3 separate regions of the Homo sapiens genome follow, and regions 1 and 2 are each linked to region 3. Evidence: chromatin loops called from intact Hi-C (ENCODE). Cell type or tissue: A673. All regions are shown on one strand.

Evidence for each region. A loop is a pair of places that touch in the nucleus more often than their neighbours do. Peaks named below come from ENCODE experiments on the same cell type or tissue, not always from the same donor. Only the 100,000 strongest peaks of a DNase experiment are listed, where the experiment ranks them.
Region 1: a loop joins it to region 3, with 9 times the contacts of the local background. A loop is called at or near these places in 2 of 110 quality-filtered maps.
Region 2: a loop joins it to region 3, with 3 times the contacts of the local background. A loop is called at or near these places in 4 of 110 quality-filtered maps.

Annotation. Positions count from the first base shown.
Region 1 is chr13:108,267,059-108,275,058 of GRCh38, forward strand. TNFSF13B (TNF superfamily member 13b) reads left to right here and starts at 2,660. Exons shown (of 6, transcript NM_006573.5): 1 at 2,660-3,176; 2 at 3,282-3,366. The coding sequence starts at 2,838. RefSeq lists enhancers at 2,696-3,125, 3,077-3,585 and a silencer at 3,486-3,565. In A673, a CTCF peak has its summit at 3,025; DNase peaks (open chromatin) are centred at 1,973 and 3,093; H3K4me3 peaks cover 1,762 bases; H3K27ac peaks cover 3,667 bases.
Region 2 is chr13:109,663,901-109,671,900 of GRCh38, forward strand. No RefSeq gene overlaps it. Among named protein-coding and RNA genes, the nearest start is that of LINC00676, 60 kb to the right of the region's middle. RefSeq lists an enhancer at 1,643-2,842. In A673, no CTCF peak of the experiment used is centred here; DNase peaks (open chromatin) are centred at 3,361 and 4,101; H3K4me3 peaks cover 960 bases; H3K27ac peaks cover 3,909 bases.
Region 3 is chr13:109,774,646-109,782,645 of GRCh38, forward strand. IRS2 (insulin receptor substrate 2) reads right to left here. Exons shown (of 2, transcript NM_003749.3): 1 at 7,397-8,000. Among named protein-coding and RNA genes, the nearest start is that of IRS2, 7.9 kb to the right of the region's middle. RefSeq lists an enhancer at 7,293-7,859. In A673, no CTCF peak of the experiment used is centred here; DNase peaks (open chromatin) are centred at 3,770, 4,656, 7,246, 7,606 and 1 weaker place; H3K4me3 peaks cover 7,379 bases; H3K27ac peaks cover 7,148 bases.

The sequences.
Region 1 (8,000 bases), 1.5 Mb before region 3:
TGTATTTAAATCATAAGAATACACAAACACATCATCTAAAGGATCTCAATGACTTTCAGTAAGAAGGCCTTCATACAATTCCCATACGAATTCCATTTTTTATGGCAAGGTTACTCCGTATGACTCACCCTAATTGTTCTGGAACAAGAACTGACAGAAAAGAATTGGACTGTCATTCCTGATGCAAAAGGGTTTACAAACATCCTTCTAAAAGAAGACTTCCACCTGAGAAGGTTGATGGAGGACCTCTTGTCTACGTACCTGTTAGACTGGGGCACGGTCACCTTATTGTGGGAGTTATAGGTAAGAAAAATTAGAGAGCAGCTTATTTTGGGGGCCAGGATAATAACAAGTTATTTTTAAAAGGTCTTGGAAACTTGCAGATGCAAAGGGAAAAAAACAAAAAACAAAAAACAATCCTAATGGTAAAAACAAGTAAGTCTGACTGCGTCATTTTGTAGTAAGACAATGAGGAAATGGGAACTCGTCAGAGGGTAACTGGGTGGTGCCTGTAAAAGTGAAGATGTGCTTCTCCCTCAGCAGGCATTTGCTGGGAAACCCTTGCAGACGTTACAAGCACAGTTGTAGAAAATATCTATTAGAGCACTGTTTGTAACTGAAAAATGTTTCATTCATACTTTGAATGTAAAGAATAAAAGTGAATGAAAAAATGGAAGCATTGCACCGTGCTTTTGATTTACATTTCCCTGATCATTTAGTACAACCACCATGGAAAACAGTGTGGAGATTCCTTAAAGAACTAAAAGTAGAACTACCATTTGATCCAGCAATCCCACTACTGGGTATCTACCCAGAGGAAAAGAAGTTGTTATACGAAAAACATACTTGCACACACATGTTTATGGCAGCACAATTCACAACTGCAAAAATATAGAACCAGCCCAAATGCCCGTCAATCAATGAGTGGATAAAGAAACTATGATACATATATATGATGGAATACTACTCACCCATAAAAAGGAATGAATTAATGATGTTCGCATCAGCCTGGATGGGATTGGAGACAATTATTCTAAGTGAAGTAACTCAGGAATGGAAAACCAAACATTGTATGTTCTAACTCACAGTGGGAGCTAAATTACAAAGATGCAAAGACATAGGAATGATCTAATGGACTTTAGGGACTCAGGGGAAAGGGTGGGAGGGGGGTGAGGAATAAAAGACTAAAAAATGGGTTCAATGTGTACACTGCTCGGGTGATGGGTGCACCAAAATCTCACAAATCACCACTAAATAACTTAACCATGTAATCAAATACCACCTATTCCCCAAAAACCTGTGGAAATAATTTTTTTTTAAATGGAAGCATCCAAAATGTAATTTGTTTCCACATTCTTGTAAGCCTCATTATGTATCCCAGGGACAGTTAATATCGTCATACGAATTCACAGGTGAGGAAATGGAATCACAGAGAGATTATGTACTTTGCATAAGGAGAGCGAGGGTGAGGCAGGATTTGCAGTCTAGAAGCCTGGGTCTGGAGTTCTCCACTTTGCACTATATCATTTCTGTAAACTTCTTACTTAAGACTGTGTGGAAATGTAGAGTGAGACAGAACTAAAGCTCACTATTCTTAGTCCACAGGGGAGTAGTGACTACCCAGGGCTTGGTAAGTGCTCAGTAACGTTTGTTGAAAGATGAATCAATATTTCAATGCTGGGGCAAAGCAGTGAAAAACTGGGGAATGTCCAGGAACCAGCCATCAGGATAAGGCAGGACTAGAATGAATGCAACAGTCCTCACAGGTCCACCAAGTCAACAACAGAAAAATCCAAAGCTAAGGTGGCTCTTGTGTGATCAAGGACCTCTTGTACACCGACCTGTTAGGCTGTGGCACAGTCAACATGGGAGTTGTAGACAAGCTACTTGAGAGTGGTTAATGGTAGCAGTCAGGCATTTGGAGCTGGAGGCAAGGCTGATTCTCCTCAACTAGTATCATATTGAGCGGGGACTTAAAGCCTCAGAAGTCTGAGCAGAAAAGCTGAGACCAGGCTCCTTGGGACAGGCTGTTCATATGCATGATTGAGTTTCAGTGATGAGTCCCAGAAGGAAAAAGTTTATGCATGTTTTCCTTAAAAATATATTCACTTATATTTAGAGAATCCTTCAGATATCTAACCTAAATACGTCTGTAACATTTACTCTCATTCTTTTTATGACATTATTAGTATAATAATATGAATAATTCCCAGTGGACTTACTTCCACACTTCCTTCAAGGATTCTCCATTTTATTTCATAATTGAAGACTGTTAATAAATCACTCTCTAGCTAAGAACAATTCAATGCTAAAACACTTAGCTTATCTGACCTTCACATTAATTATTTTTATGACAGCAGCAGGAACTTTCAGCTGCTTTTCCCCCTTCCTTATGAAGCCATGTGGTCCCAAGCAGACAGAGTTCCCTTGCTACACTTAAGGGTGGGCTTCTCAGACCTGAGCATATCTTAAAAGCTTTCCCTTGACTGTGCCAATCCAAACTCCAAGTTTCCTCAGCAGATTTAAGGGGTTTTAAATCTACTTGAGCATGAGTGTTATGAGAAGACTTTGAAATTCTTACAAAAACTGAAAGTGAAATGAGGAAGACAGATTGAGCAATCCAATCGGAGGGTAAATGCCAGCAAACCTACTGTACAGTAGGGGTAGAGATGCAGAAAGGCAGAAAGGAGAAAATTCAGGATAACTCTCCTGAGGGGTGAGCCAAGCCCTGCCATGTAGTGCACGCAGGACATCAACAAACACAGATAACAGGAAATGATCCATTCCCTGTGGTCACTTATTCTAAAGGCCCCAACCTTCAAAGTTCAAGTAGTGATATGGATGACTCCACAGAAAGGGAGCAGTCACGCCTTACTTCTTGCCTTAAGAAAAGAGAAGAAATGAAACTGAAGGAGTGTGTTTCCATCCTCCCACGGAAGGAAAGCCCCTCTGTCCGATCCTCCAAAGACGGAAAGCTGCTGGCTGCAACCTTGCTGCTGGCACTGCTGTCTTGCTGCCTCACGGTGGTGTCTTTCTACCAGGTGGCCGCCCTGCAAGGGGACCTGGCCAGCCTCCGGGCAGAGCTGCAGGGCCACCACGCGGAGAAGCTGCCAGCAGGAGCAGGAGCCCCCAAGGCCGGCCTGGAGGAAGCTCCAGCTGTCACCGCGGGACTGAAAGTGAGTTTGCAGCAGCTGCAAGACGCAGGCAAGATCCTGCCTACACTGCTGCCTCTCCCTCGCCTCAGCTGTCTTTCTAATAACTTGAAGTTTTTCTGTTCATAGATCTTTGAACCACCAGCTCCAGGAGAAGGCAACTCCAGTCAGAACAGCAGAAATAAGCGTGCCGTTCAGGGTCCAGAAGAAACAGGTATGTTTTGGGCACAGACACTTTTAGGAGTCAGGGATTAGAGAATAACATCCAGTCTGGGGGAGCTGGAGGTGAGTATCCCCTCTATGAACCTATTAAATAGAGACTATGAAATTTGCCATCCAAAGCAGACATTGCTTTAGAGCAAAGCCCCAGCGCTGGCAAATGTAACAGGCTGCATGGGTGTGCTTTTTCCTCCAATGAGCAGATCGTGTGACTGGAAGCATTTCTCTGTGCGTGTGTAAGTATTTATCTGTGCATTAAGCATAGAGGAGATAAAAGGGCCATATGTGTTTCCTCAGGTAGATAATGCCCTCCCATGTGAGAAGCATTATTCATCACTCCAGAAAAATAAAAAAAAGCATTACATGTTAGAATTAGACTTTGCTTACTACCTGGGTCATAGAAAGTTAAAGACATCTGTTTTCTGAATGTACATTACATGTTGTGAAACCAGGTGAAGGTTGTAATGAAAGGCCCTGTATGTTGTACTTTAATTTTGTTTATTTGTTAAAAAGGTTATTTTACACACACACACACACACACGCACAGACACACACACAGATTTTAAAGCTTCTCTTTAAGGTACGCTTTTCCAGGGGATCCATGCATTTATCGTCTTCTTATAATCGTCCTTTACTGATTTCTGACTTTCTTCATGTTCTGCTCATTCCACGGAACTTTACAGAGTTGGTGGGGCCTACCAAAATGATCGATTCTAGTTCTTTCATTTGAAGGTGAAAAAAAGAATCTTTGTATACATTTATTAAAGTTATAATATAACAAATTCTTAATATTATTGTCCTTTTATTAAATATATTGAAAGAATATTTTTTGAGCACCTGGAACGTATCGTACAGCTATAGACCAGAATAGGCATTTTCAAACATACTATTTCGTTTAACCTTCACAGTGACGCTATGAAGTCCACAGAATACATGCAATAATTTATGTATATTTTCACTTCTGAAGAGAATTGCATAAGAAATGTAGTGAGAGATAGACCAGGGACCCTTCTATCACACACACACACACACACACACACACACACACACACACACACACGCATGAGGTACCCTGACTATAAACTTATTTTTTGACTATATGCTTTATTCATAAAAAATTGTTTCTTATTTTATAAAACCATAATTTTTGGTATCTGGTTATTGTATCTTTATACTAGTTATCAGGAATAACTGGGCTTAAACATTTTTAAATTAGGAAACATGCACATTTTTATTATTTTAACACATCAATTATTTTTATCGTCTGCATTTTATAGTCTATATTTCCTACATAATTGAAAATAATACGGAATATATACTATAATATTTTTTGTTTTGACTTATACAATAAGGATTTTTCCTATTTCTAAGTATTTTTCATATATCTGTATTAATTTATCTAACAATTGTTTTAAATGGTTATTTCCATTCTCTTTGCTATAATACAACATGCAAAAGTTTTGCACAGAACTCTTTTATTTCTGTGAAATTATATATTCAATATAAAATTCATATAGTGGAATATCTGAGCTAGGGAGAAGAAACATCTTCATCACCCTTGCTTCCGACTGCCATATTGTTTTCAAAATGAGTTATACATGCAATCAAAAATGTGGTGTACCGGTTCTCCACATTCTTGCTTGCATGTTATTTTTAAAGTGTATTTTGACTAGTTTAGTAGTTGTAAAACAATATCTCACATTTATTTTGATGTGTTGCTTGTTTACTAATATGAATAAACTTTCTGCATATTTTGATTATTTATAATTTTATCTTTTGCTAATTTTTATTTATAACTGTCTCCACTTGTCTGTCCCATGTTTTTATAATTTTGGATAAGCTCTTCCTAATTAGACATATTGATAATTGATCAAAATTTTGATGTAAATATTTTAACAGTTTTGCTTCTTTTTTTACTTGAACATTTTGCATTTCTCTATAGTAAAGTGATAATCTTTAAAAAATTTTCCCTAATATTAAAGCTAAAAATACATTTGTTCATGTTTTCTTAAGTAGTTGACTCCCTGCCACTTTGACTTTTTCATAGTTGAGTGTTTTGTTTTAACTCATTAGTCCTTCTGTTGTTTATTTTGATGAATCATCTCACATTGGCTTTAACTTCCCCCTCTCTCTTTTTTCCTTTCTAACTGGTATCTCAACCAAATGTATTAAATAGTTCTTTTTAACTCCTTGGTGTTGAAAAGCTTACTGTGTTTTATTAAGTTCCTCATAAGAGTTGAATCTATTTGAGACTCTTTTTTTTAATTGATTATTCTATTTATATGCTTTAAAGAATATTTTTAAGGTAATTTGTATTATAAGAGGCTTCAATAACTAGTAGGGTCAGGATCCTTCAATCTCCTTAACCTTCACTGCTAATATCCCCGTTTCTAAATATTAGTTTTAAAAATAAACTTTAACTTTACAATTAAAAAAAAAGATGTAGACTCATTTCAGCAGATTTAAGAAGAAAAGAATAATAGAGTAGGAAAGAAATAACTTCTTGGGTCACATTTTCCCAAAATTCTCCTATTAATACTTTTATGTATTTGTGTTTTAATGGCATCCAGGAATAGTATACTGATGAGAATCTTTCACCAAATAATTTGCAATTTGTAGATTCTAACAAAGTGAAAAAAAATTTGCCCAGATTTCCACAGCCCAGAAGTAGCTACTATTATTATTTCATGGTTTGCCCTAGACTTTTTAATAAACCTTAATACAGTGTGCATATAGGTATATATTGCACACAGTTGAGCCTTGAACAACACAAGTTTTAACAGCATGGATACACTTACAGGTGGATTTTTTTTTTCAATAAACCTATTGGAAAATTATCTGTAGATTTGTGATAATTTGAAAAAACTCATGGAAGAACTGTGTATCTTTGAAATGTTGAAAATATTAAGATTAATTAGCCATGTCATGAATGTATAAAATATATGTAGATACTGGTCTATTTTCTTATTACTATCATAAAATATACACAAAAGTTAAAAATTCTCAAAACATATGCATACAAACAGACTGTACATAGCGCCCTTTGTAGTCTAGAGAAATGGAAACAAACATAAACATGCAGTATTAAGTCATCACTGCATAAAATTAACTGTGGTACATACTGTACTACTGTAATAATTTCATAGCCACCTCCTGTTGCTACTGCAGTGAGCTCAAGTGCTGTGAGTATCTGCTTAAAACACCATGTGATGCTAATCATCTCTGCATGAGCCAGTTGTATCTCCAATCAGTTGGATATTGCAGTAAAAATGATTTCTCATGATTTGTGTGTATTTTTCTTCTTGTGTAATGCAATATCATAAACCTTGAATAACACCATGAGACCTATAGAAAATGCGATAGTGATGCTGGAAATGCTCCCAGGAAGCAAAGAAGAGTCATGACATTATAGTTGACCCTTGAACAACACAGGTTTGAACCGCGAGGGTCCCCTTGTATGTGGATTTTCTTCCACTTTCCACCCTTGAGATAGCAAGACCAACGCCTCCTTTCCCTCCTCCCCCTTAGCTTACTCAATGTGAAGAATGAAGAACTCTATAATGATCCACTTCCACTTAATGAATAGTAAATGCATTTTCTCTTCCTTATGATTTTTTAAAATAACATTTTCTTTTCTCTAGCTTATTTTATTGTAAGAATACACTACATAATACATATAATTTATGAAATGCGTATTGATTGAGTTTTTGTTATCAGAAAGGCTTCTGGTCAACAGTGGGCTGTTAGTAATTAAGATTTGGGAGTCAAAAGTTAAGCACAAAGTTTTGACTGCATGGGGTCAGTGACCCTAATTCCTGTGTTGTTCAAGGATCAACTGTATTTGTTCATATACATATGAACAATACATATGAACAATACATATATGAACAAATACATATATTTATACAAATATATGTACAAATATATACACATACAAATATATATATATATACATATATATACATACATAGTGTGCATATGTGTTATGTGTATATATTCAAATAGGACATAGTATACACACTCATAACTTTCACAAATCCAAGGTGGAAGATTTGAAGATAAGAATCTTAATGACATCATGTCTACTATTCCTTGTTAATAAAATTAGGAAATTCATTTGAATGTTGTTCTAGATACTATTCTTTGGTGGAGGGAAAGTTTATTTTATTTAGCATACTCCAAAATTAATGTTTATATTCCCAAAAAAGTTGTCTGTAACACAAGGACGTTTTTTAGTAGGAATTTTTTGGCATTGAGAAAATTCTATGCAGCTTTCTTTGATTTTTGTTTTCATTCAAGTTCTGATTTATTTTCAGTAAGACTCAAAACCTTAAGTTGTCCTTTTTACTTTTAAAGTGTTTATTTATGTTCATATTTATTAATTGTCTACATGTTTTAGAACCAAGTATTTTTATTGGAACTTCACACAAACTGTAGAAGAAGGGAGGGGAATTACCATCAGCCAACATGTCCCAATGATACTCTCTTCCAGGCATCCCATGGGTAAACAGTGGTTTTACTTAATGTTTTAATTTTAGAATTTAGTACTTTGGCTTTAGTTTTGTTTTTCTTAATTACTTTGTGTTTCAAACCAAAATCTCATTAAGCTTAATGTATTTCATAATATCA
Region 2 (8,000 bases), 110 kb before region 3:
ATATGAACAGACACTTCTCAAAAGAAGACATTTATGCAGCCAAAAAACACATGAAAAAATGCTCATCATCACTGGCCATCAGAGAAATGCAAATCAAAACCACAATGAGATACCATCTCACACCAGTTAGAATGGTGATCATTAAAAAGTCAGGAAACAACAGGTGCTGGAGAGGATGTGGAGAAACAGGAACACTTTTACACTGTTGGTGGGACTGCAAACTAGTTCAACCATTGTGGAAGTCAGTGTGGCGATTCCTCAGGGATCTAGAACTAGAAATACCATTTGACCCAGCCATCCCATTACTGGGTATATACCCAAAGGATTATAAATCATACTGCTATAAAGACACATGCACACGTATGTTTACTGCAGCACTATTCACAATAGCAAAGACTTGGAACCAACCCAAATGTCCAACAATGATAGACTGGATTAAGAAAATGTGGCACATATACACCATGGAATACTATGCAGCCATAAAAAATGATGAGTTCATGTCCTTTGTAGGGACATGGATGAAGCTGGAAACCATCATTCTCAGCAAACTATCACAAGGACAAAAAACCAAACACCGCATGTTCTCACTCATAGGTGGGAACTGAACAATGAGAACACATGGACACAGGAAGGGGAACATCACACACTGGGGCCTGTTGTGGGGTGGGGGTAGGGGGGAGGGTAGCATTTAGAGATATACCTAATGTTAAATGACGACTTAATGGGTGCAGCACACCAACATGGCACATGTATACATATGTAACTAACCTGCACGTTGTGCACATGTACCCTAAAACTTAAAGTATAAAAAAAAAAAAACTTGGCTACTGTCACTCCACCGTGTGTATTCATCTCCTAAGGGAGATGCTTACATTCAAAGGGGGTGCAATTATTCTCTCTCTCTCCCTCACAGAGTAGGAACCTGAGACACAGAAATGATCAGCGGGCTGCCTGAGATCACATGGCTAATGAGGGATGAATTGAACATTCTCAAATTCTCATTCACCACCAACTCCTCATGTCCTGTGCTGCCCCACCTCCCAGGTGGGACTTGCAGGTCTTTTAAGAACTTGCATTCATTGACACTATTTTGACGACAGTAAACTGGTAGCAAAATTAATGTGAGCACATTCAAATACAATTTATTTTTTAAGCAGCCTGGGAGAGTGGAAAAAGCACTCCTGGGCTCAGCCTCCATCACCTGCTAGCTGTGAGCTTCTGTACAATCTCTTCACTTTTTCCAATCCCCCCAATGTCCTTCCTTAGATTGAAATCGACTCTTTAGAATCAGCACATTCAAGGAGGTAAAGTCACAGCTTGTCTTGCAGCCCAAACCTCCCATCCAATAGGCCCATGGCAAAGAACCCACAGGCTGGGAGCTTCGCATCAGGCGTCCTTGTTTTTGTTTGAGCCTTTTCTTTCAAATATATGGATAATGACCACGTTTGGGGCTAAACATAAAGCATTCTATTCATTAGGACCATGTCACGGACTTGTGGCATGTGGGAAATATTACCATGGCTACGGAGGAGGTGCGTGTGGATGCTGGCAGCGGGGAGGGAGCCCATGCCTGCCTGGTTGCTGCTAAACAATAAGTCAATCTGTGTTTCACTGGGGTGTTAGTGTTCTGTTCCCTCTCACCTCCTGGAGACCAAGGATGTCTCCCTGACATCAAGCTGAGCAGTGGGAAGCTGAGATATGAGAGAAGAAAGGGCCTCCGGGGGACTGTGTGCAGGTGATGGCCCTGGAGCTTCCATTCAATTATTCCACCAGCATGCACCGAGTGACTGCCATGTGCAAAGCAAGCCAGCAGTAAGCTACATTCTATCAAGGAGACAATATGGAGAAACTCTGCAAGGAGCTTCCACACACCGGATGCCCTTTCATCACTCAAAGACATAGTTTCCATGCCAGTCTTAGGGCAGTAAGTGAAAGGCTACAATTAGAACAGACGAATCCCAAAACGCAGAGCCTCTGCTGTGCGCGAACCATGAGTCAGCACCTCCACGGTGCACTAAGCGTGAGCTGGCACCTCCACGGTGCACTAAGCGTGAGCTGGCACCTCCACGGTGCACTAACCGTGAGCTGGCACCTCCACGGTGCACTAAGCATGAGCTGGCACCTCCACGGTGCACCAACCGTGAGCTGGCACCTCCACGGAGCACTAACCATGTGTAGGCTTTGAACTAGTCTGTTCTGGAACCTTGCTTTGCTCAGGAGGTTTTTTCCTGTTCCTTCCCTGTGTCCAGTCCTCTTGAGAGAGGAAAACCAAACCATGCTGCCGCTATTCCCTTTCTTGATAACAATCTGAAATCATTCTGGCCAAACTGGGATGGGCACAGTGCTTTTCCACATTGACTTTTTTTCTGCTTCCCATGTTTAGGCTCAAATTTCTAAAACGGACCAGAGATGTAAAAGGGATATTCAAGTATAAAGTCCTGTATAAACGTAAGGCATAAATATTATGATCCTCATCACTTTTAGGAGAGTGAGGTAGAATGATGATTTTAAAAATTAGGAACAAAGTTACTTCTTTGATCTCTTTATTAGCCACTTCTAATAATCCCTGTCCCACTCATCCTAAAACCTCCAGCCCCCTCCAGTCTCCCATCCAGCCACACACAGAATTACCACAATCTAAATGCGCCCTTTGAATCAGACAATACTCCTATTGCTATTAATAATAATATATTGGTTAGTCACCATTATAAAGATTTTACAAAATACATTTATGGCATCACCAGCCAACACATAACAGGTTACTTTTATTAAGTTGCATTTGTTATCCCTGATCTTCACAGGATTCTTACAAGACAGGTATTAATATGCCCACTTTTATGGTTGGGGAAGGATGATTCACAGTTACGGAAACTTGCTCATACTCAGGAGGAAGCTAAGCCATCTTTCTGGCCCACTACCATTGTTTGATTTCACAGTGCTGGACAGCTGGTGTCACCCTCAGAGGCCATAGGTAACCACATCCCCAGATCCTTAACAGCCAGGCCCCCCGCCACCACATAACTTTGGGAAACACGGAAGCCCGGAATGCAGCCCCATGGGCTCTAATCCAGGTCAACTGGGTGGGACACCCCGCCCCCGCGTACAGGCACCCCCACCCCGCCCCTGCTACCTCTCTAGGTCTGAAAGCCCCAGCAATAAGTCTCATCGGACCCGAGCTGCGATTATTTATGCCTTCCTTTCATCTTTGCTTCGGTCTCTTGGTCAGGGTGATTTCTTCATCCTTTTTGTAGAAGGCTTCCCTTTGCATTAGCAGCTTTGCTATAGTTCTAGAATAAATGAGCACAGGAAGAAGACGCTGTCATACGGGACCGATCCGTGTCCACATGAAGTCATCAGATCGGTATGGGTGAGTGGCAGGCAAATCCGGTGTGGGGAAGCGGCAAAGCCTGAGGAGCCTGCACTTATCAAAGATTAAACACTTTCAGGTTCTTTAAAGGACAAACTCTGAGTTTTCCCAGCGTAGTATTTGAGCTATTTGAGGGTCTGAAAAGATATCACACAGGTTACCCTGCGTTTTGACAGCCTTTCCTTACTTTAATCCAAGCCTGTGGCAAACTGGTTGTAAACTATTACTGAAGAAATGGCTCTATATTTCTATTCTCTCTCTCTTTCTCCCTCTCTTCCCGTTTGAAATGAAAACACAGTTCTTTCATTAGCTCATTAAAAAATTTACTCCTTTGTGAATATTTTGAAATCACAGAGCAGATATATATTTTATATCAAAGACTCCAGTGAAATATTGATCACCTGTGTGTTTCACTCCCTAAATTCACCATAACTGTGCCTACGTGGCTTGTTTCAAATACACATCTTACCCTCCAGTTTGAAGTTTAAATCATTGTGGTAGGCGTTGTACAGAGGATTGCTTTTTTATTTTCTGTGCTTAAGTGCAGGGCAGCCAAAACAAGAACATAATTATATCGTCAGAGTCGATAAGCGCATCAAGCCTCTATCAGATCTTGCTGGGCTCAGCAACTGCCTCACAGGAAGTGCTGGGGAGCTCTTCCGCCACCAAATCCATTTGGCTCTATTTAGGAACTAAGTACAGGAAGGTAGTTATTGTACAAGATTAGTTTCCTGTAGGCCATAAATTGGCAGTAGCAGAAAAATACAGGATGAATTTATTAGCGTGCAAGGTCAGCTAGAAGGAAGACAAGGCTGAGCGATTGCGCTTGTTTTCTTTCATTTAGCCCACCTCCTGGACCTCAGGGCTGAAAAAGACCCTCTAACTACTTAATTACTTCTTAATAGTTTTAAGCAAATTCAAAAGGCCTGCGCGTTGCTAAGTGCCTGAGGTAAGAGCTGCCTGGGCTAGGTTAGGAATGCCTGTTTGGACTAGAGTTTCTGAAACCTGACTAGGCCCCTTATAATCTGAGGCTTTGTGAGTTTTCTGCGTTTTTTTTTTTTTTTTCCTGCCTTATTTGGTGTTGATTGGCCAAGCATTTACTTTGAAGCTAGAATTTTATACTTGGGAATAAAGGAGTAGCTTCTAATAGTGAAAATATAAAATCCATCAAGTCAAAAATATTGTTTCCAACCAGAGGTATGATAATGTGATAAACATCTCTGTAGATATTTGCTTTAAAGAGAACAAGGACAGATTGCATTTAAAAAAATTTTTTTTAAAGAATACCACTTCAAAAACACTCATTTAAAGGTAGCCCAAAAGGTGGAATGACCTCCTTACACAGACATTTCTACCTTCAAGGAGAAAACCTCGCTCAGTTACCTGAGCCTCTTTACCATGTTAGACACATGTAATTCACATTTTAATTATACTCAGCATCTGCAGTGAGTTATGGGAGACCCCTCCTTCTCCATCCCTGCTTCCACTGGGCCTGCTCACGCTGCCTCTCCTCACAGATACCCTGGTGGAGCATACAGGGCTGGATGCCTGAAAGTAGAAAGGCAGAGTCCTCTCTGTTCCTTCCTAGAAGACAACCCTGTTTTGGAATATGCTTTCCTGATTTCTTAGTAAACTGCAGCACTTTGATGCTGTAAAAAGCCTCATGATCAGCTAGCACCAGCTCCTGTCCTGCCATTTGCAAACAAAGGGCCCAGTTAACCTTCACTGGGTGAGGCCATCCTCCCCTGAGGGCAGCCCCGAGGGGTGAGAGGAGCCTGAGGGAGGAAGGCCCGTTCAGAGACAGACAGGGCTGCTGTTCCCGGAGGTCCAAGGGATGTCACTGCTTCTCTATTGTGGACATTTGTCCAAGCTGTACTGTCTTGATAAAAGAGTTTGAGAGCATTTCGAAAGCGCAGGTCTTAAAACAGATCTCCAGGTGAATTTCACAGCCCCCTTCCCCAGAGCACAGACGCAGAGTACCCCACACAGTGTTCAGGTGCCCAGCCTTGCTCTGGGGTAGGGTGGGGGCAGGCATTGCAACGCTCCGACATTTGCTGAACGACTGGGTCACAGTAGCTTGGCTGATTTTCTGTTCCTGTCACTCCCTGGAGATGTGGGTCTGAGGTGAGCTCTGGCACCAAGCCTACCTCTCTGGCATTGGCTAGAGCCTCCGTGTCAGGCCAGAGTCAACCTCTCGTAACCTTTCCAAAGCCAATTATCACAACACAGATTCAGAAATTAAGGGAGAAGTTCAAAGCCCAAATTGTGCCAGAAGGAGCCTTCGCAAGGCAGTCTGAGGCCAAGCAGTCGCAGGCAGTTTCTTCATTTACTCACCAGGGAAGCTGAAGCCCGGCATTCCTGAAACAAAGATAGCTTTTCTTTTCCTTCCCATGTTGTTCTGAAGTAGGTTTTAGCCAATCCCAAAAAATCTCAAATCAACAAATTTTTAGCCCTAAATAATGATGGGCCCAATTACCTGCTCTCTGCCAAGCATACGACAAAAAAAAAAAAAAAAAAAAAAAAAAAAAAAAAAAAAAAAAAACATAACACAATTCTTCACTGAATCTCCTGGATTTCTTAGTCCAGGCACCCTCAGAGACATATGCTTAGATCCTACGTCTGCTTCTATAGAAAATACAAAGGAACGTAGCTCTGGAAAGGAGGGAGCGTGAGATTCTGAGCCAGAAATGTTCCTGATAGACTTTGAAAATGATTTGGAAGTTCTTGCTGACTATCTCCCTGCTATGAAGCCGCCCCGAGTTAGATGTGAAGACTAAAGTGGAAGCCTTCAGCAGCCTGTCCTCACCAGCCTGCTCCTCTGTCTTCCACTCTACCCTGGGCTGCGACCCTGAGCAGAGCAGCCAGCTGCAGTGTTACTCCATTGCTGGAGGGCTCCTCTGTGAACCCACAGGAAGGTCCCTGCCTCACAGTGGGTGACGGTGCATCCTCCACCTGCTGAGTGGTGTGACCTCCACACCTGCTGGGACGCATGGTGGCTTGAACCTCACTGTCTCCACTTTGCCCAGCAGCAATCTTGCCTTTCTCCCCCCACCTCAAGACACCCACCACCTACCTCTGTGGCTTCACAGGGCAGATGCCCTGTTAAGTTGTGGTGCCTGTCCCCAGCACTGTTTAGGGTTTTTTTTGTTTTTTGTTTGTTTGTTTTTGTTGTTTTTTTTTTGACGGAGTCTCGCTCTGTCACCCAGGCTGGAGTGCAATGCCAAGATCTTGCTCACTGCAACATCCGCCTCCTGGGTTCAAGCGATTCACCTCCCTCAGCCTCCTAGTAGGTGGGACTACAGGTGCCCACCACCAAGCCCGGCTAATTTTTGTATTTTTAGTAGAGACGGGGTTTCACCATGTTGGCCAGACTGGTCTCGAACTCCTGGCCTCAAGTGATCCGCCTACCTCGGCCTCCCAAAGTGCTGAGATTACAGGCGTGAGCCACCGCTCCCAGCACATGTTATTAAAGTCATGGACACCACCAAGTGCTCAGCTTCAGAACAGCCATGACTGTAACTGTTAGACCCAGGAATGGGAAGAGGAAAAAGAGTCTTCAGGGCCACCAAGTTCTTTTGCTGCAAATCTTGAAAGGTTATCAGAAGCATAAAATTGATTATCTTCACCCACACCCAGCAACCACACACACGCACTCCTGACTTAGGGAAAGTTATATGCTGTCGAAGAACCAGCGGTAGCAAATGCTTTTCCTCACCAGTGAGTTCAGAAAATCCTGCATTTATCTGGCCCAAAGTCCGCATCTCAGATAAAGTCTGAACGTGATAACTGCAGACCAACAGCAGTCCTATCCCAAAGCTCAGTCAAAGCCACTCTCAAGCCAGAGAACAGACAGGACTCAGACAGGGTCAGAACACAACAGTGCAACATCACTGAGGAAGTAAACAAGTCACCAAAGAAACACCAGAGAAATTCGTGGACAATATTCCAGGCATTACCATGTTAGGGCTAGCATGTTAAAAGACAGCATATTGTATTGGTGTGTTTTTTTAAATTCTTACTGAAAAGTTAGAAAATGAGGAAACAAAATGTGGTATATATCTCTTTAATGGAATATTATTTAGTCATAAAAAAGAAATGAAGTGCTAGCACACACTACAACGTGCATGAACCTTTAAACATTACGTTAAGTGAAAGAAGCCAGACACAACATATAACGTATGATTCCATTTATATGAAATATCCAGAGTACCCAAGTCAATCATGACAGGAAGTGGACTAGTAGTTGTAAGGGACTAGGAGTCAAGAGAAATGGGGTGTCATGGCTATGGGGCTTCTCTTTGGGATGATAGAACATTCTGAAATTAGATGGTGAAGATGGTTGCCAACTCTGTGAATACACGAACAACTACTGAACTACACTCCTTTTAAAAGTTGGTATCATGATATGTGAATTACATCTTTATGGTGATAAAATAAATGAGGGGCGGTGGCAGAAAGAAACAGAAATGAATTCCCTTATCCAATATGTCTTCACATTGGCCTTCATGTTGAGCCACTTTTATGCAGCAATCTGAGACAAAGGCCACTAGGACTTGGATGGGTACCCAATGTTACAATGAAACCTTCAAGAGGACCTAGTCAACTCAGTTTCCTGGCTAGCTGACATGTCCCT
Region 3 (8,000 bases):
CCGACACTCCTTCTCCTTTTGGCTCAGAGATCTGGAGCAAGTCATCTGGCCTCTCCACACTGTAGGTTCTTGATTCCAAAGAATGGGGTTCATGGTGGTTCTGCCTATGCCATAGGATTTTTTGGAATATTATACCATATTGTATATAGGAAAATGTCTTACCACTATAAAGGGAAGAAAAACACCCTTTGAATTTTACACAACTCTTTTAACCCCAAGAGAAGAGTGGCAGGCAGTTATCCGTCAATATTGATCAGAATAATGGTACATCGTCATTGCATTCAACTTCAATAAGATTCTTTCAAAATCTTCAGTTGCCAGTTGTCTACCAAGTTGTGGGATTATCTGTTACACTTATACTTTGGAGGCCAAAGATTGACTTATTTAAGTCCATAGAATGCATACAGAAAGCACTGTATCATATTCTTAAATATTAAAGATTAAGCATTAATACTATGCAAAATCTTTCTTTTTTTTTTTTTTTTTTTTGAGACTGAATTTCACTCTTTGTTGCTCAGGCTGGAGTACAGTGTCGCGATCTCAGCTCACTGCAACCTCTGCCTCCCTGGTTCAAGTGATTCTCCTGCCTCAGCCTCCTGAGTAGCTGGGACTACAGGTGCATGCTACCATGGCTGGCTAATTTTTGTATTTTTAGTAGAGATGGGGTTTCTCCATGTTGGCCAGGCTGGTCTTGAACTCCTGACCTCAGATGATCCACCCACCTCGGCCTCCCAAAGCGCTGGGATTACAGGCATGAGCCACCAAGCTCATCCAAGAATGAATCATTCTTAACATAAACATAAGGATTTTAAGGTAACAAAATCACACAGTATAATAGGATTGTAAAGTAACAAAATCACATAGTATAATGAACTATATCATAATATCTGTTTTTATGCATTGAAAACAATTGAAATTTCATACCACACCGTAATAACTGACTCAAGTATTTGTACTAACTGTATAGGGATAAAGTAGCAGTAGACTATGCTTAAGTTATAAAGTTTCAACATGAACAAAGAACACATCATTAATCCTTGAATTTCAGTTATGGAGAAAAATATCATATCCAGCCTCCTGGAGCATGACTGGATGAGATATTATGGAAACACACACACACACACACACACACACACACACACACACACACACACCAGCCCCAAATATTTGTTGCTGGAAAACCTGATACTCTTTAAAATGAATATTAAAAGATCCAGCATTAGGCCGGGCGCAGTGGCTTATGCCTGCAATCCCAGCACTTTGAGAGGCTGAGGCGGGAAGATCACGGGGTCAGGAGATCGAGACCAGCCTGGCTAACACGGTGAAATCCCATCTCTACTAAAAATACAAAAAATTAGCAGGGCATGGTGGCATGCACCTCTAGTCCCAGCTACTCAGGAGGCGGAGGCAGGAGAATCGCTTGAACCCGGGAGGTGGACGTTGCAGTGAGCCGAGATCACACCACTGCACTCCAGACTGAGTGATAGAGTGAGACTCCGTCTCAAAAAAAAAAAAAGAAAAAAACCCAGCATTTACAGGGTGCAATGCGTGTGATCAGTTATCTTTAAAAAATATATCGTGGGTCAAAATATTTGATCAAATATTCCAAATTTCAGTAAAAACACAGTAAGCAAGGAATATTTTATAAACCTTGTGTATATAGATATCATATATGACATAAGAAAACTGGACAGAGTTTCCAAGGCTTCACCTTTACCCATTCAAGTTTTACAGTGTCTTTGGACACATAAAAGTGACTCTATACAAACTTAGTATTTTCCTAGTCTAATAGAAAATTAATCAGAACCACCAAATTGACTATTTTATCATTTGTAAACATGTAACCCATAAGTTTTAATCCAATCTATTTCAGAATTCTTATGTAATGAATTCACTTAAGTAATAAAGCTATAACACACAGAAGCATCTTGCATTATTTGCACCTACAGAGCAAAATGTTGGTATACAACATATACTCCAACTCTTTCTACACTAACCTTCACCTATGCATTGTATTTTAGCACCCAGTTAATGTAAGTCTCTGTAGCTATCTTGAAAGAAATTGAAATCAGTAGCAATCATCAACCCCATCATCTCCTCCATGCCAAATGATGACTTTACTAGTTTTCTTCAGAAAAGTCTAGCACTGAACTCTGTGTACAATAATCTACCTGAAATGAGTCAGAATAACCACTGCAGTCTTGAAGAACCCACTCAAACTAAATATAGAAAGAGTGTCCCTATCTAAACTTGGACAGCATTCTTTTCACAAAAATCATGATCTGACAGTTAATGTGTTTATAACCAATACTTTTGGACATTCAGAAAATTTTGTTTTCATTTGTTCATTAAAACGCCAACATTAAAACGTTTTGTTCATCTTGTATAGAAATATACATTCTGCTGTCATCCGTACTAGAGAAATGAAACAGAGAATCCACCTGCATTACAGCTGTCCAAATGCAGGATGGGGGGCGGGGGGCACAGCACTTTGCCTCACCCAGTGTTTTCCTCATTCTACTTGGCAATGCAGATGAAAGAATAAAGTTACATTTTCCCTTAAGTTTATAAGGTGAAATGGGAACACTTGATTCTGTGCTACTCCCCCTAGAAAAAAACCAAAACAAACAAACAAAAACCCTTTCTACTTGCCAAATCTGATACCAAAATTAGCTCTTAGAACTACGTTTCTAAAGAAAATGCATTAGTGGGAATTTTAACAGAAAACCCATTATACTCATGCTGTTACTAAAACTTTTCCAAGTTCTTCTCTTCAGAAAAAAGAGCCTCATTTTAAATACTCATACTTCTAAAGAAAATAAAATATCAATTCTCTACTAAGATTCCTTTTTGGGTGGTAGAAAAACAAAAGAATCACGCATTTTCCTACTATGTTTGATAAGCACAGTGCTACCATCAAAACTGCAGGAATGACCACCCTCATTAAATCGACCCCAAAGAATGAACCCCCAGACTAAACAATGAGTAGTCAAACAACCTCAGGGTTCTGTTTTTCTTTCAATGCATTCGGCATTAAGAGGCGATTTTTAAAATGTATATTCTAATTATACATTTTCATCTTGTCAACATCTCTTAATATAAAAACCAGTAATAAAAGGTAATCAGAAGTTCAGTCTTAACATAGTTTCAGGATTACCATACTGTTTTCCCTAATTGTTACTTTACTATGTAATTTAGAACACCACTTTGTTACAATCTGTTCATAAATATCTATGAACAGATCTTAAGTTACATAAAGGGGGAAAACAATGGCTCTTGGGAGCCTGGAGCGGAACTAGCAATAAGCAGTAAAGGTAAGCAATTTTTAAGGTGCTGGCTCCATTTTCAGACTATGCTGTTACTGTTTGTTTCAATTTAAGAGCACCCATTTACAAAAGTGTCTTTCCTGTATACATTCATGGTTTCAAAGCAATAAGTATCAACAACTGGATTTATTAGCATCTTCCTTTAGAAGAGCTTAAAACACTCTTGATGTTTATGACCTCATTTACCTTCCAGCGGCCTTGTGACACAGAAAGGGGAGGATTATAATTACCCCCATTTTACAGACAGGGAAAGTGAGAAGGCAGGATTAAGTGGCTCTCCCATAGACACACAATGACTCATTAAGATCAGCAACTAGAAACCTGGTTTCCTGATTCCTGGTTTAGTGTTCCACATACTATGCTTCCTTCTATGAAGTACTATTTTTGTAAAGGTTTCTCTTTCAATAAAGGAAACAGAACAAGTCATGTGACTTTCATTCACGAAAGCCGGTGTGTGTTTTCATTAGCACCTTAGTTGTCTGCTCCTGCGAATAGGGCAGCAGCAGTGCACGCTATTGTCTTATTATGGCCAGAGCCAGCCAACTAAAGCAAACTAGCACCCGCCACAGCAAACAGAAAACTTGTGTGGTTTGTCAATCACCTCACTGGATTTCTGAATTTAGGAAAATTCTCTGCTTTACGACTTCAAAAGGCAAAACTTTTCAACATAAATCGTGATTTTATTGTCCCTTTGGAAACATATCTCTTATCATTCTTTCCCCTTAAGAAATGATAATCCTTTTATTCAACAAAATTTAAATATGGATACTTTCAGTAGTAATTCTGATCTAATCTGTCTTATACATACATACATATATATACGCCAATTTTAGAATAAAATCCCTAAAATCACTAAAAAGGAATACTAAAACAGCAAATTTTATGGCATTCATCAATCTACCATCCTAACACAAAAACATATAAAGTTAATTTTAAAAATCAGTTTTAAAGCACAGGAAATTCAGTAGCGTCTTTCCAATTCCCAAACAACAACGAAACCTAACAAATTGGTTAGAGTTTTCCACATGCACACACACCAAAAACACATGATAAGTAACCTTAACCTGCCCTCAAATAAGATGCATAATTTTGAGTTTGCTCTGGACTAATAAAAACAGATGTACCTGAGATATACTTTTTAACTGGCTCTTGCACTGAAAGCCCACCCCCATTCACGATTCTATTGTAAACAAGTGCCAGACATGGCTGGAACCTTACCTCTCTGCTATCACTTATGCAAATACCAAACATTACCCACATAACCCCAAAATTATTCTGCATCAGCATCACTAACGAGGTCTTCCCATGCAGAACAGGAAGAGCTCAGGGTGGAAACACAGGCCACTTCTAAGAGCCAGGCAGGGCAGGGGGCCGCCCAGGAAGTGCTTTCTCTATTTCATCTTCAAAGAAATGCTTTGCAAGTCGGCCTTCTACAAATCATTTCCTCAAAGGACACTGATCTACTGTGAACTCTGTATTTATGAGCATCCCAAACAAATTTCTAGTGCATGTATGAGTTAAATAAAAGTGGGTATTTATCCCAAGTTCCTAAATGCTTCCTTTCTGTCTCAACGGACCACAACTTTGGTGCTACGTGGACTAAGGTGACACTAGCCTTTCCTATTCTGCTGTTCTCTGTGTTCAACTTACTTTACTAGAAACCCAATGGGGCAGATATTTCTTTTTTTTTAAATGTCGTTGGGCATGGTGGACTGACTGCAGTTGTCTATTTTGATTTAAAAGATCCTTTTACTTCTTAGAAGAGGGTTCATCATGATACCCACACAAACTTCGGACAAACAGCAGCCCCAGTGATCTCTCATCTTTGTTCAGCAGCTACAGAACACAGGCTTCTGTCTGGACTTCAGAATCAAGAATCCTATGGGCTGAAAGGAATTTTACGCAGGTGGGAAATCTTAAACAAAAGCTCAATCCAGTCTCTAAATAAACTTATCTCTTAGAGTTCAACATTTTCACTAGCCTGAAAAGGGCATTATTTCCTATTTGGACCCCAATTCTGAATGTATCGGCTTCATCAGAAACGCCTTGCGTCCCTCCAGGCCTGGAGGCACAAATTCCAGCTTATGGCGCCTGCTATGGCAGAGCCCACTGCTGGGGCCCCAGCTCCACCCAGTCCAGGTTTGTCCCACCAGCTCCACTGAAAGCAGGAAAAGGTGTTATGTTCTTGGCTGTTTTCTGATTAGAATCAGATTCGGGTAAGATGTAATTTACTTTCATGTTCACTCTGGCATATACCCATTTGTGCAGACCATAAATATGTGTGTTTTTCCCCACTCAATTATACTGCTGCTGCTGCTGCTGTGTTTATAATGGTCTGTGTCTTATAAGGCAGCTAATCCTTCAACTTTCTGACACACTAGCAATAGTGTATAAGTAACTCCAACCAAAGTGACCTTCAGCTGAGAATCACTGTTCACAGGATACATTCTGGCGACTTCCAATGATTTAATTGGATGCTGAAGCACCACACTCCTGATAATTCTCTGTGACTCTTCATCTTCTAGTATACGGTTTTAATAAAGGAAATAGCTTTTCTCTATTACACTAGAATAACAGGGAGTTCACCCCACAGCTATAATTTTAAATCCCATGGACCGACAGTCCTAAGTATACTATAAAACAGATGCTGGATTTAGATAGCACTAAACTGGTCTATTTAAGAACAAAAGGCTGTGAATCTCCAGCCCACCTTGATCCTCATCTCATGACCCTTGAAGACTGTTTACACCTTAGGCTCACATCTAATCCAGCATCCAAATTTTACTATATGTTTCACTGTTCCCACAAAGCCTCTATCCTGCTAGGAACCCTACAAAGAAAACAGCTACAAAATTAAATAAAGTCTCCCGAATTGAGCATTCACCTTTCCCTCTCATCTCCCCGACCCCAAACACCATTCAAAGTTTAGACAGCCAGAATGCACCACCAGCTGCATTCTGCATCAGCTCTCTCTCCTCATGGATATTTGATCAGAACGGGAAGAACAATACCAGGCACCCTCCTATCCAATTGTTCTTGAGAAGACCTGTGTTTTTTGTCTTTCCCTTGTTTTCTCCAAAGCACTGATTGTAAATCCTGGCTGCACATTCAAATCACCTGGACAACTCTGAAAAATGTCCGTCCCTGCCTCCTAGCCATCTCATGTTTCACTTCAACGGGTCTGGGGTGAGGCCCAACAGGTAATTTTTCAATCCTCCCCAGGTGAGTCTCACCTGGGGCAGGGTCCTCACAGGGTGGTCCCCCGGCCAGCAGCATCGGCATTATGCGGAGACTCACTAGAAATGCACAGCCTGGGCCGCGCCCCAAAGCTACAGCATCGGAAACTGCGGGGTTAACACAGGCCAGAGATCCATGTTTCAGCAAAGCCTCCAGGTAACTCCCACATATGCTCAAGTTGAACACCACTGCATTAGGCTGTGTGCAGCCTTACCGTTTCACCCCTTCCGAGAAAAACAATGCCTCTGATGGAAAAGCTCCCACAGTTTGTGTGTAAAACGGAAATGGTTAACTGTCGCTATTAGCAGCCATCAAAATGGATGCTCATTTCTTAAATGACTTTCAGGTCTGAACCTTCAAGCTCACCAAGAATCAGGCGGAGCCCAGCTCCAGGAACACAGGGAAAGGTGAAAGCTGCGGCTGAGGGCAGCGGTCCGGACCCGAGGTCCTTCCAGAAGGACGGACCCACGCAGCCGGATGAAGACAGTCGGGTGCCCCGCGGCCTCTAGTGTGGCCGGTCTGGGAGAACTTCCACTGTGTTAAGGGACAGGGGGCTGTGGGACGCACAGAATGGGTGAATGGGTGGGGCCTCAAAAAATCAGTCTCCCTCCCACGCGGAAAACGTCACATTCAACTCCAAGACGAATGTTCCTGGCAAGTTCTCTGAAGGAAGAGAACAGGGCAGCCCGCAGAAAAACAAAACAAGGAGCCAGTGCCAGGCTGTCGGCTTCTGGGTCAAGGTCCCCAAAAAGTGGGAGCAGTGAAACCCAAGAGGCTCCCTCAGCGCCCCGCCCCTCCTTCCCGCCAGACGCCAAGGCAAAGGGCCTCCTCACCTTTCACGATGGTGGCCTCCTTCAAGTGGTGGGACAAGAAGTCAATGCTGGCGTAGGTGTTGGCAGGGGGCAGGGCACCGGGACCCGGCCCCCCGCACCCGCCGCCGGTGCTGCCGACGCCCACAGCGCTGATGAGACCCCCGAGGCTTCGGGTCCGGCCCCAGGAGCTCTTGTCTCCCGGCTGAGGAAGCGGCGGCGGCGGCGGCTGCGGCTGGGGTGGCAGCCCGGGCTCCTCCCTCACGTCGATGGCGATGTAGTTGAGACCATTCTGGAAGCCGGCAGAGGTCTCTCTGCGCATGGGCGATCCACCGCTCCCAGGACAACCGACCAAGCCCCCGGGCTGACCCGGGGTCCACGGCCGGCCCTGCGGTGCCAAAGGGGGCGCCGGCTGCAACTGTCGTGGGGAGGTGGGCGGCTCGTCGCCCCCTCCAGGGCCGACACCCACGCCGCCCTCGCTGCTTTTCCTGAGAGAGACATTTTCCACGGAGGCCGAGTTGTGGCGCTTGGGGTTGTGGGCGAAGGACGGGGACACGGGGGTGACCGTCGTGGTGGAGGAGAAGGTCTCGGAACTGTGGCGGCGGCGGCCCCCCTGCGGGTCTGCGCG